Regions from separate parts of the Homo sapiens genome. Here regions 1 and 3 are each linked to region 2. Evidence: chromatin contacts called from ENCODE Hi-C or POLR2A ChIA-PET data. All regions are on one chromosome and are shown on one strand. Each heading gives the region's core, a stretch centred on a gene start or an enhancer-like site at or near the end of the contact. The rest is flanking DNA. Distances are from core to core; before and after follow the strand shown. Region 1 has its middle 31 kb from the start of LINC03108. Region 2 has its middle 75 kb from the start of LINC02971. Region 3 has its middle 35 kb from the start of LINC01348.

Region 1 (4,650 bases), core at 779-3,278, 130 kb after region 2:
CTGTGCCGGGCCTCATTCCACCTAATATGAGGTATCTAGAGTACTCAAATGCATAGAGAGAGAAAGTGGAAGAGTCGTTGCCAGGGGCTGAGGAGAGAGAGAAATAGAAGTTATTAATGGGTACAAAGTTTCAGTTCTGCAAGACAAAAAGAGCTCTAGAGATGGACGGTGGTGATGGTCACACAACATAGGAATATACTTAATGCCACTGAACTCTGCACTTAGATGAATAAACTGGTCAAGTCTATGTTATATATTTATCACAATTTTATAATTTTTTTTGAATTCCTTAACTTAATCATATTGGCAAAAACTTTCCCACGTAGCGTAACATTCACTGTTTTCCGGCGATTGGCACTTGATATCTTTGGGGCCACTATTCAGATGGCTACAGTCACTTAGGAGACTACTGCAGTGGTCCAGAGAAGAAGTGATGGAGGCATGAACTAGACCAGAGGCAGTGGGGATTCTAGAGCTGCCAAGGAGGCACTGCTGGTGGGAGCTGGGAACCGGGCAGGAAGAGTGATGCCTGGCACCCTGGTTTCTGGCTGGGGCAACTTGCAGAAACTCTCAGGAATGCTGAGAGAAGAGCAGATGGAGGGTGGGATCAAAGGGAAGACTGGTGTTGGGGAAGAGGTTGAGATGAGTTTTAGACACATTTGCAGGTGTCGACCAAAAGCTGGGCCACTGAGCAGAGACCTGCCTACATCTTGAGGCCCACACAAAGGTCTTGTCCCAAATAGGGGAGCCATGGCAGAGCAGGGATGCTATGGAGGGAGGAGGCAGCCACAGGCAGGGCTTGGGGATAGTCTGGAAAACAGAGAATGAGAGGAGTCAGGGCAAAGAGGCGAGGTCTGTGGAGGTGCCGCAGGAAGGCGTTGGGCGCTGGCTGCAACTGAGAGCTGGGAGCTCAGGAAGGCTCAGGTGGCTGGACCCGGCCAGGGGGCAGACGCGGAATAACAATGGCCTTCCGTGAGGGCAAGGCCATCTGTAGCAAAATGTCCACCCTCCATGCCAAGCCTCCCACCCAAACATCCCTTCTGATTTCCCATGCTATGAGGGCCTGAGCACCGGAGCCCTTGGAGAGAAGATCCATCGGAGGCGGAAAGGTGGGGGGACCCACGTGGCTCAGGTTAAACTTACACCTGGCTTTGCATGGAGAAGTCTTGGCAAACTTCTGAACAACAAATCAAGTTACAGATGGCTGAAACAAACGGTAGTTTCCCAGGAGCCGCTGAGACCATCAGCAGGAGGCCTGTAGACTTTCATCCAAGTCAGACTCAACCATATCTTTCTTTTTCCAATTTTTTAAAAATTGTAGTAAGTAAAATACACATAACAGAAAATTTACCATCTTAACCTTTTTTTTTTGAGACAGCGTCTCACTCTGTCACCCAGGCTGGAGTTCAGTGGTGCGATCTCAGCTCACTGCAAACTCCGTCTCTGGGTTTCAAGTGATTCTCCTGCCTCAGCCTCCCGAGTAGCTGGGATTACAGGTGCCCGCCACCATGCCTGGCTAATTTTTGTATTTTTAGTAGAGACAGGGTTTCACCATGTTAGCCAGACTGGTCTCAAAACTCCTGACCTCAAGTGATCAGCCCGCCTCCGCCACCCAAAGTGCTGGGATTACACGTGTCAGCCACCGTGCCTGGCCTCCATCGTAACCATTTTTAAGCACGTTGTTCAGTGGTGTGACATGCATTCCCACTGCTATACAGCCATCGCCGCTAACCATCTCCAGGCACTTTCATCTTGTAAAATTGAAACTCTGCACCCATTCAACAATAACTCCCCACGTCCCATTCCCCTCAACTATATCTTTTTAAAGTGCTTTTCCCAGTGAAGTTTCTAACATTGCTAAAGAACATAAAATATAAAAACATGGCCATGCAGCAGGGGCTTTTTACCCTGCAGAATGCCCACTAAACCGTTTCTGTATGTTTAATTTTTTTAACCAAGGAAGTAGGGGATGCCCAAGATTTGGTCCCCAAACCAGAAAGACTGTGGGTTCCTTGCATCAAGCCGGGGCTTTTAGTCAACTCTCCCATGGGGACTCTGTTGGCCCGCTCCACCTCGGGTGTTCCCCCGCCCCTGCCTTTTCCTCTCTCACCTCCCCCATCCACCCCTCTCAGCCTTGCAGTCGACCTGCCTCTCCTCTGGTTGCTCCGTTTGTAGGGAGGGTCTGCTTGAAGGGAGTTCCCATTCTCTCTCACCCAGAGTCAAGGCTCTTGACTCTATTGTACCTAAAAAGCTCCTGAGGAATTTGACAAGGCCCCACCCTCAGAGATATGGGGTGAAGCCCAGGAATCTGTATTTTTAACAAGCATCCCAGGTGATCCTGATACTTGCACACACCCCCACACACACCCACGCCGACTACCCACACACTTCCATGGCCCAGAAGTCTGCAGGACCCACAGCAGGTATTCGGGACTATTTGTTCAATCCACACCTGAGTCGTTGCACGATTATGCTCAAGTCCCTCGGAACACCTCGCCTGCCATCTGACAGCTTCCCATCCAGAAACCACACAGTACAGTAAAAAACAGAAAAAAGAAAGCCGTTAGACCCCAGTGAATGTTATTTTTAATGAAAGTGGTGCATTTTGACTCACAATGTTGAAACCAGATTATAAATGAGTCATCAGTGAATCGACCACAAAGAGCCTTTGCGGAGGTGATTTACAGGAGAGCTCTGATGTCTGCTGTCCCCTGCACACGCTTCACAGAGATGCTGTCAGACGCAGAGCTGGTCTGGGGCATCTGTTGCCGCGTCAGCTCAAAAGGATGCTGTGTTGTCACCAATGGGATTCCCCAGCCCAGGCGGTGTTGCGGTCCCACCCACACAAGGAAGGCGGCCATCACTGAATAATGCTTGTGGTTACATCATCATTGCTGGTTTCCAGGTAGTGACTAGCAGATACTGGAGAGAGACAGGCCATCTGCTCTTCCTGTGCGCCTCAGCTCCTCCCTCATACCCACATCCTCTCGCCTGGTCTTCTAGAAGCAGCCCCTATGCAGACAGACCAGCAGGACTGAAAGCTGGACAGACTCGAGCCGGAGAGCCAGGTGGAACAACCTGGCCAGAAAGAGTCTGGCCGCAAAGAGTCTGGCCACAGCCCCACTTTCCTCATCTCTAAAATGTCCACATGGCTGCCTGCCCTGCCCGGCTCAAGGGAATGTTGCAAGGCTCTCATGGAAACCATGCTTGTGAGGGTTTTGAGGACTATCATAGCCCGTCCCAAGGTCAGAGGACAGTAGAAAACAAAAAACTTGCTTTCAGAGGGTGCTTTCACCAGTCAGCAGCCTCTGCCCCGGGCAAAGCCAGACAACTAAAACGGAATGAATCCGCAGAGTAGGGTGGGGATGAAATTCTCCACCTCCAACCCAGAAAGGAAACGCCAATGCTCATGTTTCCCCTTAGAGAAACAGGCAATGTTTGAACAGGAACAACGACGCCAGAGGGTCAATCCACACACAGAACACTCCATCTCCATGCCGATGGGGGACTGACTGTCCTGCTGCTGAACTGCACCCCTGGGGCTCTCCAGGACACTCCACTGGTGGCCACACTCAGGAAAATAAAGAAAAACCTTCAAAAGGACCCTTCTGGCCATTCAGAGAATGCACAGGCCTGCTAGCTCCTGCTTGCCTGCTCAGAGCTGCCTCCACTGGGGCAGGAATCTGCAGCCAAGAAAATCCCTGACAACCCCAGGGACAGAAGGGTCAGTCTGGGGGACCATCGACCAACCCAGCAACCCAGATTAGACTGCTCCACCAGGAACTCTGTGTCCAGAGAGCAGGATCTGCCACAAGCAAAACTAGGCCTCATTTACTATTCCACAATAGCAACTAGAAAGCATGTGACCCAGAAAACCTTCAAAGAAGGCCAGAAATTCATTAAATCTGAAAAGAAGGGAAGAAGGGCGGGGGAGAGGAAAACACTGCTTAGCAAAGCCAACTGAATCCCTCTTCCATACATCACAGATGCAGGACCAGTCTCAGCATTCAAGAGGAAGAGAAAAATGAAAACAAAAACCAATCTGGAGTTGAATGTCAGCCTTCCCCTCACTGGTTCTGGGTCCTTTGGAAGGCCATATTGTCCCCGGACCTCTCTTGCTTCAGTGGCCTTCCTGCCAGGATTGCCATAAGGATTAAATGGACTCATATATGTGTTGTACCTATACAGTACCTGCAACACAGTAAATATCCAATAAATGTTGGTTTCTTGCTACAAGAAATTGTAAAATATGGGCACAAATTCCTCCTACTTTGTTAAGCACATCCCTTGGCAATGACTTAGCTGCTACTCCCATCAAGAGTTGTGGTCTATGTCCCTACCCCTTGAATCTGGGCTAGCCTGGGACTTGCCTCAACCAGTAGAATTTAACAAAAGTTACAGTGTGTGACTTCCAAGGCTAGCCCTTGCCGCTTCCACTTTTGCCCTCTTGGAATGTGGCCCAGAGACAACCATCTAAGGAAGCTGATCTAGGCCACTGGAAGAGGGGTGGGCAGATGGAGAAGTGATGTCCCCCAACCAGCTGCCAGTCACATGAGAGAGGCCATCTCAGATCTTCCGGCCCAGCTGAGCATTCAACTAAATGCAGTCACATTAGTGAGCCCAAGCAAAACCGGCAGAACTGTCCAGACA
Region 2 (4,318 bases), core at 462-2,961:
AGGGAGGCCTGGGCCTGTCCCATACTCTCCGGGCCTACAAATACTTTCAGTATCCACCAGCACTGGGGGCTGATCACACAAGAATACAAAAGCTTCTCAGCCTGATGCGGTGGCTCATGCCTATAATCTCAGCACTTTGGGAGGCCAAGGCAGATGGATCACTTAAGGTCACCAGTTCAAGACCAGCCTGGCCAACATGGTAAAACCTCGTCTCCACTGAAAATACAAAAAAATCATCCAGGCATGGTGGCACATGCCTGTACTCCCAGCTACTTGGGAGCCTGAGGAAGGAGAATCGCTTGAACCTTGGAGGTGGAGGTTGCAGTGAGCCGAGATCGGGCTACTGCACTCCAGCCTGGGAGACAGAGCGAGACTCTGTCTCAAAAAAAAAAAAAAAAAAAAATCTCATTTTAGATCCTGCCTAAGCCACAGACTGACATGAGGCCCCCTCATTGCCAACCACTAGTTCAGCTGTGGGAAAGCCACCTCCAGGTCTTTTGTGAGAGAATCAAGGTCAGACCCCAGAGAAGCCATCTCTTCTAACTACCATGGTCTTCCTGACTCCCATTCAGAGTCAATCCTTCCTCTATTTCTCACAGACTTTTATTATTGTTATTGTCTTTAATGAAGATGTACCTAGAGTCATATATCATGATATTATTGTTTCAAATATTATTAGTAGTAGTATTTATTGGGTGCTAGTTTGTATTGAGTGCCTTTCATTCATCATCACACGTGATCTTCTTAACAAACCTAGAGTGTAGGTAACATTAATACTATACTATTATCACCATCACACCGATGAGGAAACTGTGACTCAGAAGGTTAAGTAATGTGCCCAAAGTCACACAGCTACTAAATGACAGAGCCACATTTTAAACTCAGGGTTGACAGACTCCACCAAAGATCATCTATTCCAACGCTTCCCATATGGAACACTATGCCAAGAGATGCATAGTTGCTATCTGACCTAAAATGGGTGGATAGGGAAGTTCTGGATTAAATAAGTTTAAGAAATACTACATACCCAGTGGTCCCCAGACTTGTTGGTTTCAGGAACCCTTTGCACCCTTAAAAATTATCAAGAGTAGGCCAGATGTAGTGACTCCTGCCTGTAGTCCCAGCACCCTGGGAGGTCAAGGCGGGAGGACTGCTTGAGTCCAGGAGTTTGAGACCAGCCTGGGCAACTTAGCGAGACCCCATCTCTACAGAAAAATGTATAAATTAGCCGGGTGTGGTGTTATGCACCTATAGTCCCAGCTACTCAGGAGGCTGAGGCAGGAGGATCATTTGAGTCTAGGAAGTCAAGACTGCAGTGAGCCATGATTATGCCACTGCACTTCAGCCTGGGCAGCAGAGCAAGACCATGTCTCAAAAAAAAAAATCAAAATCTTCAAAGAGCTTTTGTTTATGTGGGTTATGCCTATCAATATTTACTATCATCAAAATTAAACTGGAAATTTTTTAAAATATGCAATCGTTCACTTAAAAATAATAATAAATTTACTCCCTGCTAACACCATATTTTTGTGAAAAATGACTCTATTTCCCAAAACAAAAATACCAGTGAAAAGAGTGGCACTGTCCCACGTTTTGGTCCAACTCCTCAGTGTTCCGCTTAAGAGCTGGATTTTCACTTCTGCTTCTGAATTCAACCTGTTGCACTATCATGTAGGCTCTAGAAAATTCCAGTGTATGCTTGTGACAAAGTAAGGGTAAAATGATGCCTTAGTCTTGTTCTGAAAGTAGTGTCGACTTAACTGACCCTCCTGAAAGGGTCTCAAGGACCCTTGAAACTTCTGGCCCACACACTGAAAACCACCACTGTACTTTGAATTCTTTTTTTTTTTTTTTTTTTTTGAGACGGAGTCTCGCTCTGTCACCCAGGCTGGAGTGCAGTGGTGCGATCTCAGCTCACTGACACCTCCGCCTCCCAGGTTCAAGCAATTCTCCTGCCTCAGCCTCCTGAGTAGCTGGGATTACAGGCGTACACCACCATGCCTGGCTAATTTTTGTATTTTTAGTAGGGACAGGGCTACCAGGCATTCTTTTAGAAACTCACAGCGCATATCAGCCAGGCGCAGACTCTGAGAAGTCCTGCATGAAGGGATCATCTATAAGGTCTAATTGAATGTTTCCCAGAGTTATTGAGTGGAACATGCTTGTTAATTGACATACCCTATGACATCATGTGGAACGGCTTTCCAGTGCTAACCGTATGAAAATCTCACTAATCTGCCAGCCTCCCACCCTCAGGCAGGGTAACCCTAGAGCCACTCAGGAAACACATTTTGCATTTCACTACACTAAATCTTGCCTTGTCAAGCCGTCAACCCTCAGCGTTTCTTCCAGGGAAGCCGCGCAGCTCAGTGGAAAGACCACAGACTCAAGGCTTGAAATCTGCATCCACCACTTAACTAATTGTGTGACAACAGGAAAGACACTGAAATGCCCTTAGTCCTTCTCATCTGTAAAATGAGAGTAACACCTAATAGTGAAAGTTCCATAATCACTTTTTGTATCATCAGTCTAGACAGAGACCTGATCTCTACTATGTAACCAAACCACACACTTCATGCATTTCAAATCACGGGGTCTCTCTTGGCTCCTGTTGTTCTTGATCATGTTTTGTCACAATTTTGTTCATTTGCTTCATGTTGTTCTTCTGTCTGAGATGCACTCCCCATCTTTCTGCCTGGAAAACTTCTATGCATCCTTCAAAACCCTGATCAAAGTCCAACTCCTTTAGGAAGCCTTTTCTGACACCCCTGTCGCATTTCTTAGCCTTCAGCCCTCAGCACAGACCTCCTCAAACCTCAGAGGCAGTGCCTTCCTCGTGGTCACTTCACTGTCTGTCCCAAGTCTCTCTCTCCCCACCTCAGGCCCTGAGCTCCTCAAAGTCACTCTGCCTCCTTCTGCTCCATGCATACACAAGGTAAACCTCGAACAGCACTCATTCAGTAGAGGTTATCATTTCCTGTGAGACTAAGCCCACCAAGAAATCCTTTAGCCTTTCCTTGAGCACTAGTTGTTCTGCATCCTCCCTCCCCATCCGCAGGTGCAGGCAGGTCTTGATCTGACAGAGGTTCAGAGGCTGACCGTGCAGCCCCTCTCAGCTCTGCCCATCTGAACGCTGTCCTCAGGCCTGTCTGGCCTACATTCTCAAACTAGGAACAGAGGTGCATGGCAGGCAGGGGTCTGATGAGATGACAGCCAGGGGACATCAATCACCAGGGCCTAGCAGCGGTGGCACCCTGGGTGCTCTTCCTCAGGAACCGCTGCAGGAACTCTCAGTTCTGCCCAACATCATTTACCAAGGGCCTGTCTGGGACAACCGCCACCAATGGGTGCCTGTCCCACGCACATCTCACCACTAGCAAAACCCAGGGCTGAGGGCTGTGCAAGGGTCAGATTATCTAGAGGACTTACTGCTGCCCTTCAGAGCAGCCATGAGGCTGGACTTACCAATTCTCTTGTAGAGAAGGCTTTGTGGTCCTGGCTCTCTCCATGGGCTTTGCACAGTTGTTCCTACTAAGTTTTTTCCACAGCAGGCTGTGGACATCACAGGGAGGCAGCCATGTTTTTTGGGAGCTCAAGGGTCATTGTGCCTGGGGTCTAAGTGCTGAGCAGAACAGTGAGGAAAGACAGAACATACAGGAGGGCACCAGAGGTGCTTAGATCATGTGGGGAAGAACATCCGGAGGTTAAAATAACTTTTCTTACTCCCTATGTCATCTTTGTGGGTTCTAATGCAACTTCAGGATCTGTTTGCCTTTAAATTCCTTACTGGACAAAGTCAAGTGGACAGGAGTAATTTGGAATTCTTATGTTCTTTCTGACCAGGTACATATGATTGATTATTAAGTATTTCAGAGAGAGTGCAAAGGATCATCCTCAAGGGTTGCCCCAGTTAAATGTGAACAGAATCAAAAGTCATAGCTTCCACCCCATACAATGTTAAGGCATCACTCTGTCATTCATTCCTCCATCCAGTATTTACTGAGCACCTAGTATGTGCTCTGTACTAGGTTCTGAGAGCACAGTGGTGAGGAGGACCCACATGCCTCCTATCCTTCATAGGAGGAGAAAGGCACAAACCAGAAAACCCCCCCAACACACACACACATACACATATATTAACAAGGGAATGAGTGCTTTAAAGTTCAGGAATTATAAACACAAAGAAATGTGGTTATAGACATGGTTCATGGAAGGCTGGAGGGCTGTGGACTTTTCTCCAGAGGAGTAATATTTCAGCTGCATCAAGCAAGATGTGACAGTGGCAGGTGAAGGGGACCCGGAGCAGGTGGGAGGAGAA
Region 3 (4,346 bases), core at 1,750-4,249, 150 kb after region 2:
CCAGCAAAAATATTGTTCAGAAAGGAAGATGAAATAAAGACATTCTCAATGGAAGGAAAACTAACATTCACTGCCAGCAGATCTCTCTAAAAAAATTGCTAGGGCCGGGCGCAGTGGCTCCCGCCTGTAATCCCAATACTTTGGGAGGCCAAGGTGGGTGGATCACCTGAGGTCAGGAGTTCAAGACCAGCCTGACCACATGGTGAAACCCTGTCTCTACTAAAAATACAAAAATTAGCCAGACATGGTGGCATGCACCTGTAATCCCAGCTACTGGGGAGGCTGAGGCAGGAGAATCACTTGAACCCGGAAGGCAGAGTTTGCAGTGAACCGAGATCATGCCATTGTACTCCAGCCTGGGTGACAGAGCAAGACTCAGTCTCAAAAAAAAAAAAGCATTCCTAGATAAAGTTCTTCAGAAAGAAGAAAAACGGTATTTGGAAGGAAACTGGAAACATCAGAAATGAAAGAAACAGACATGGTAAATATCTAAATGAATACATTATTCTCCTGTTGAGCTTCTTAAAACATGTTGGTGACTGAAAGCAAAAATTGTAATATTTTCTAATGAGCTTTCATATATATATACACACACATATATGTAACATATAAGAGAAGTATAACAGAAAGAGGGAGAATAAAGGGACCTGTATGGTAGAGGGGAGGAGATAATAAAGATAGATGCATAAATTACTGAAACAGGTAGGGTGCAGTGGCTCACGCCTGTTATCCCAGCACTTGGGGAGTCCATGGCAGGTGGATTGCTTGAGGCCAGATGTTCGAGACCAGTCTGACCAACATGGCAAAACTCCATGTCTAATAAAAATACAAAAATTAGCCAGGCATGGTGGTGGGCTCCTGTCATCTCCTGTCATCTCAGGAAGCTGAAACATAAGAATTGCTTGAACCCAGGAAGCAGAGTTTGCAGTCAGCTGAGATCACACCACTGCCCTCCAGCATGGACAACAGAGTGAGATTCCATCTCAAAATAATAATAATAATATTAATTAATTAATTAATTAATGAAACAAAAAGCAAGCAAATAAAGAGAAAAAAGTTATTAAAATTATTTTTAACCTCTGAAGAGGGTAATTTAAAAACACCTCTAAAAAGAATAATGAAGAAAAAATATGAAAATTCACAATAAATAATAACACAAAAAGGAACTGATACCTATAAATACAGCAGAGATTAGACGGATAAGAGAGTACTTCAACAGCTTTGTGCTAATAACATTGAAAATGTATACATTCTTAGAAAAATTGGTTTTTAAAACTGATTACAAAATAAAAAGAAATATGGATTAGGCCAGTAGTCTAAATTTTCTAGTAAAGAGAACACTAGGCCAAAACAGTTTACAGGAGAATCCTAATAAACTTAAGGAACAAAGAAATATTTTTAAAAATGTACCAAGAAATAGAAAATGAGGAACAACTCAACAACTCCACGGTTATGAGGCCAGTGTGATTTTGACAACAAAACCTAAACAAGAAAAATTTGAGAATTTAAAATTCTAAGCCCATTTAATTCATGAATAAATATGCAAAAACTCCCAAGCAAATATTAGCAAACCAAATCCAACCACATATTTTTTTTTCTTGCGATAGCATATTTTTTAAAAAATAAAACAACCGGGCACGGTGGCTCACACCTGTAATCCCAGCACTTTAGGAGGCCAAAGCGGGCGGATCACCTGAGGTCAAGAGTTCGAGACCAACCTAGCCAACACGGTGAAACCCCCATCTCTACTAAAAATACAAAAATCAGTTGGGCATGGTGGCAGGCAACTGTAGTCCTAGCTACTCGAGACGCTGAGGCAGGAGAATCACTTGAACCTGAGAGGAGGAGGTTGCGATGAGCCGAGATCACGCCACTGCACTCCAACCTGGGTGACAGAGTGAGACTTTGTCTCAAAAAAAAATAAAAAATAAATAAAAGCAAAACACAACACAACAAAGTTGAGTTTATCTCAGGAATTCAAGACTGATTTTATATTTTAAAATCCACTGATATTAAATGTTAAAGGAGAAAAATCTTATTATCCTCTCCATAGATGCAGAAAAAGCATTTTATAAAATTCCACACCCATTTATGATTTTTAAAAAGTTTCCTAACTATTAACAAATCAGAAGTAAAAGGAAATTTCCTTAATCTCTCTCTCTTTTTTTTTTTTTTTTTTTTTTTTTTTGAGATGGAGTCTGGCTCTGTCGCCCAGGCTGAAATACAGTGGCACAATCTCAACTCACTGCAACCTCCACCTTCCTGGTTCAAGGGATTCTTGTACCTCAGCCTCCCGAGTAGCTGGGATTACAGACTTGTACCACCATGTCCGGCTAATTTTTGTATTTTTAGTAGAGATGGGGTTTTGCTGTGTTGGCCAGGCTGGTCTCAAACTCCTGGTCTCAAATGATCCGACTGTCTCGGCCTCCCGAAGTGCTGGGATTACAGGCATGAGCCACTGTGCCCAGCCGAAAAATTCCTTAATCTGATTAAAAAGACATCTATTTAAAACTTCTCAATTGTTTGGTTTCCCGTCTGGCATTTAAGGAGCTTGGAAGTCATCACCCCATCCTAACAACAAGTGAAAAGCTGAACAGACTGAAAAATCAACAACTCTTCTGAAGTCCATCAGAGAAGTGAGGTCACATGGCAAATCACTGTCCCCAGAGTTGAAGAGACAGATATGCAAATACAGAGAATCACAACCTACCAAACCAGAAACCCATGAGCAGAAACTTCCACAGAAACCAGTACCACAGCAGAGAAATCTAAGCTACAATCGACCGATTTCTGGGAGCTCTGTGTGGACTAGCCTAAGAGTTCAAAACTCCAAGGGGACCCAGTCATAGAGGAGGACCCACACTTTTATGACTTTGACCTCCTTGAGATTGACCAGGTTCTCACACTGAGACAGAAAAAAACCTACTCATGGCAGTGGGGAGGAAAAGGAACCATTTTAAAATATGCTGGAGCATTCTGTTCTTCTTAACAAGGCCTGCCCTCAAGGGCTCCCGGGCGTGGTGGCAGGCGCCTGTAATCCCAGCTACTCGGTAGATTACTATATTACAATTCCTTCCAGCCAGTACATCGTGTCCAGCTATCAAGAAAAAGTACAAGTCATAGTAAAAGGCAAAGAAAACACACACACACACACACACACACACACACACACACACACACACACAATTTGGAAAGGCAAAGCAAGCATCAGAACCAGATTCAGATGACAGGGACGGTGGAAATATCAGACCAGAAATTTTAAATAATTAAGATTTTTTTTTTTTTTGAGACGAGTCTGGCTCTGTCACCCAGGCTGGAGGGCAGTGGCTCAATCTGGGCTCACTGTAGGCTCCACTTCCCAAGCTCAAGTGATCCTCCCACCTCAGCCTCCCAAGTAATTGGGATGACAGGCACATACCACCACGCCCAGCTAATTTTTGTATTGTTTTGGGATTACAGGTGTGAGCCACTGCCACCAGCCCCTTTTATTTTTAACCTATATGTATCATTATATTTAAAATGGATTTCTTGTAGACAACATATAGTTGGGTCTTGTTTTTTGATCCACTCTGACAATCTCTGTCTTTTACTTGAGGTATTTAGACCATTGATGCTTAAAGTTATTATGGATATAGTTGGGTCAATATCTATGATATTTGTTGCCATTTTCTTTCCATTGCCCTTGTTCTTTATTCCTATTTTTGTTTCCTACTCATTTTCTGCCTTTTGTAGTTTTCTCTTTTTTCAAGATAGGGCCTTGCTGTGTTGCCCAGGCTGGAGTGCAGTGGCACAATCACGGCTCACTGCAGCCTCGACTTCACTGGCTCAAGCAATCCTTCTACCTCAGCCTCCCAAGTGGCTGGGACTCCAGGCATGCACCACCACACCTGGCTAATTTTTTTTTTTTTTTTTGCAGAGATAGGGTTAATTGAGCATTTTTTCCTCCTTTCTTAACATATCAGTTATAATCATTTTTTAAAGTTTTTTTTAGAGGTTGCCCTAGAATTTGCAGTGTACATTTAGAGCTAATCCAAGTCTTCTTTCAAATAACACCATGCCACTTCATGGGTAATGCTAGTGCTTTATAATAATAAAATAGGCCGGGCACGGTGGCCCAAGCCTGTAATCCCATCACTTTGGAAGGCCAAGGCTGGCAGATCTCCTGAGGTCAGGAGTTCAAGACCAGCCTGACCAACATGGTGAAACCCTGTCTCTACTAAAAATACAAAAATTAGCTGGGCATGGTGGCAGGTGCCTGTAATCCCAGCTACTCAGGAGGCTGAGGCAGTAGAATCACTTGAACCTGGGAGGTGGAGGTTGCAGTGAGCAGAGGTCTCACCACTGCA

The links. Hi-C counts contacts between places; a loop is a spot of excess contacts on that map. ChIA-PET counts read pairs that join two places held with the same protein, here RNA polymerase II (POLR2A). Pooled maps may share reads with other maps.
Region 1: a map of B cell shows a loop between it and region 2 (12-fold over the local background). The contact joins two enhancer-like sites. A Hi-C loop is called at or near these places in 2 of 168 maps with a recorded cell type or tissue (B cell and GM12878), 35 of 37 single-sample maps with no recorded cell type and 14 of 50 pooled maps. POLR2A ChIA-PET finds 5 or more read pairs at or near these places in 5 of 52 experiments (GM12878, OCI-LY7, activated B cell and 2 more).
Region 3: a loop to region 2 is called in a pooled map, with 2.3 times the contacts of the local background. The contact joins two enhancer-like sites. A Hi-C loop is called at or near these places in 2 of 37 single-sample maps with no recorded cell type and 3 of 50 pooled maps. POLR2A ChIA-PET finds 5 or more read pairs at or near these places in 2 of 52 experiments (GM12878 and WTC11).

What each region holds. Positions count from the first base shown.
Region 1 is chr1:235,009,228-235,013,877 of GRCh38, forward strand. No RefSeq gene overlaps it. Among named protein-coding and RNA genes, the nearest start is that of LINC03108, 31 kb to the left of the region's middle. RefSeq lists enhancers at 2,487-3,076, 2,675-2,969, 2,920-3,420, 3,087-3,156, 3,367-3,546. Within about 2 kb of position 2,029, at least 26 of the 41 ENCODE cell types and tissues checked have a DNase peak (open chromatin) inside an H3K27ac peak, as active enhancers do; they include B cell, GM12878 and OCI-LY7, where a contact is called at or near this core.
Region 2 is chr1:234,879,825-234,884,142 of GRCh38, forward strand. No RefSeq gene overlaps it. Among named protein-coding and RNA genes, the nearest start is that of LINC02971, 75 kb to the right of the region's middle. RefSeq lists a silencer at 2,254-2,390 and an enhancer at 2,774-2,843. Within about 2 kb of position 1,712, at least 4 of the 41 ENCODE cell types and tissues checked have a DNase peak (open chromatin) inside an H3K27ac peak, as active enhancers do; they include B cell, GM12878 and OCI-LY7, where a contact is called at or near this core.
Region 3 is chr1:235,032,317-235,036,662 of GRCh38, forward strand. No RefSeq gene overlaps it. Among named protein-coding and RNA genes, the nearest start is that of LINC01348, 35 kb to the right of the region's middle. Within about 2 kb of position 3,000, at least 5 of the 41 ENCODE cell types and tissues checked have a DNase peak (open chromatin) inside an H3K27ac peak, as active enhancers do; they include GM12878, where a contact is called at or near this core.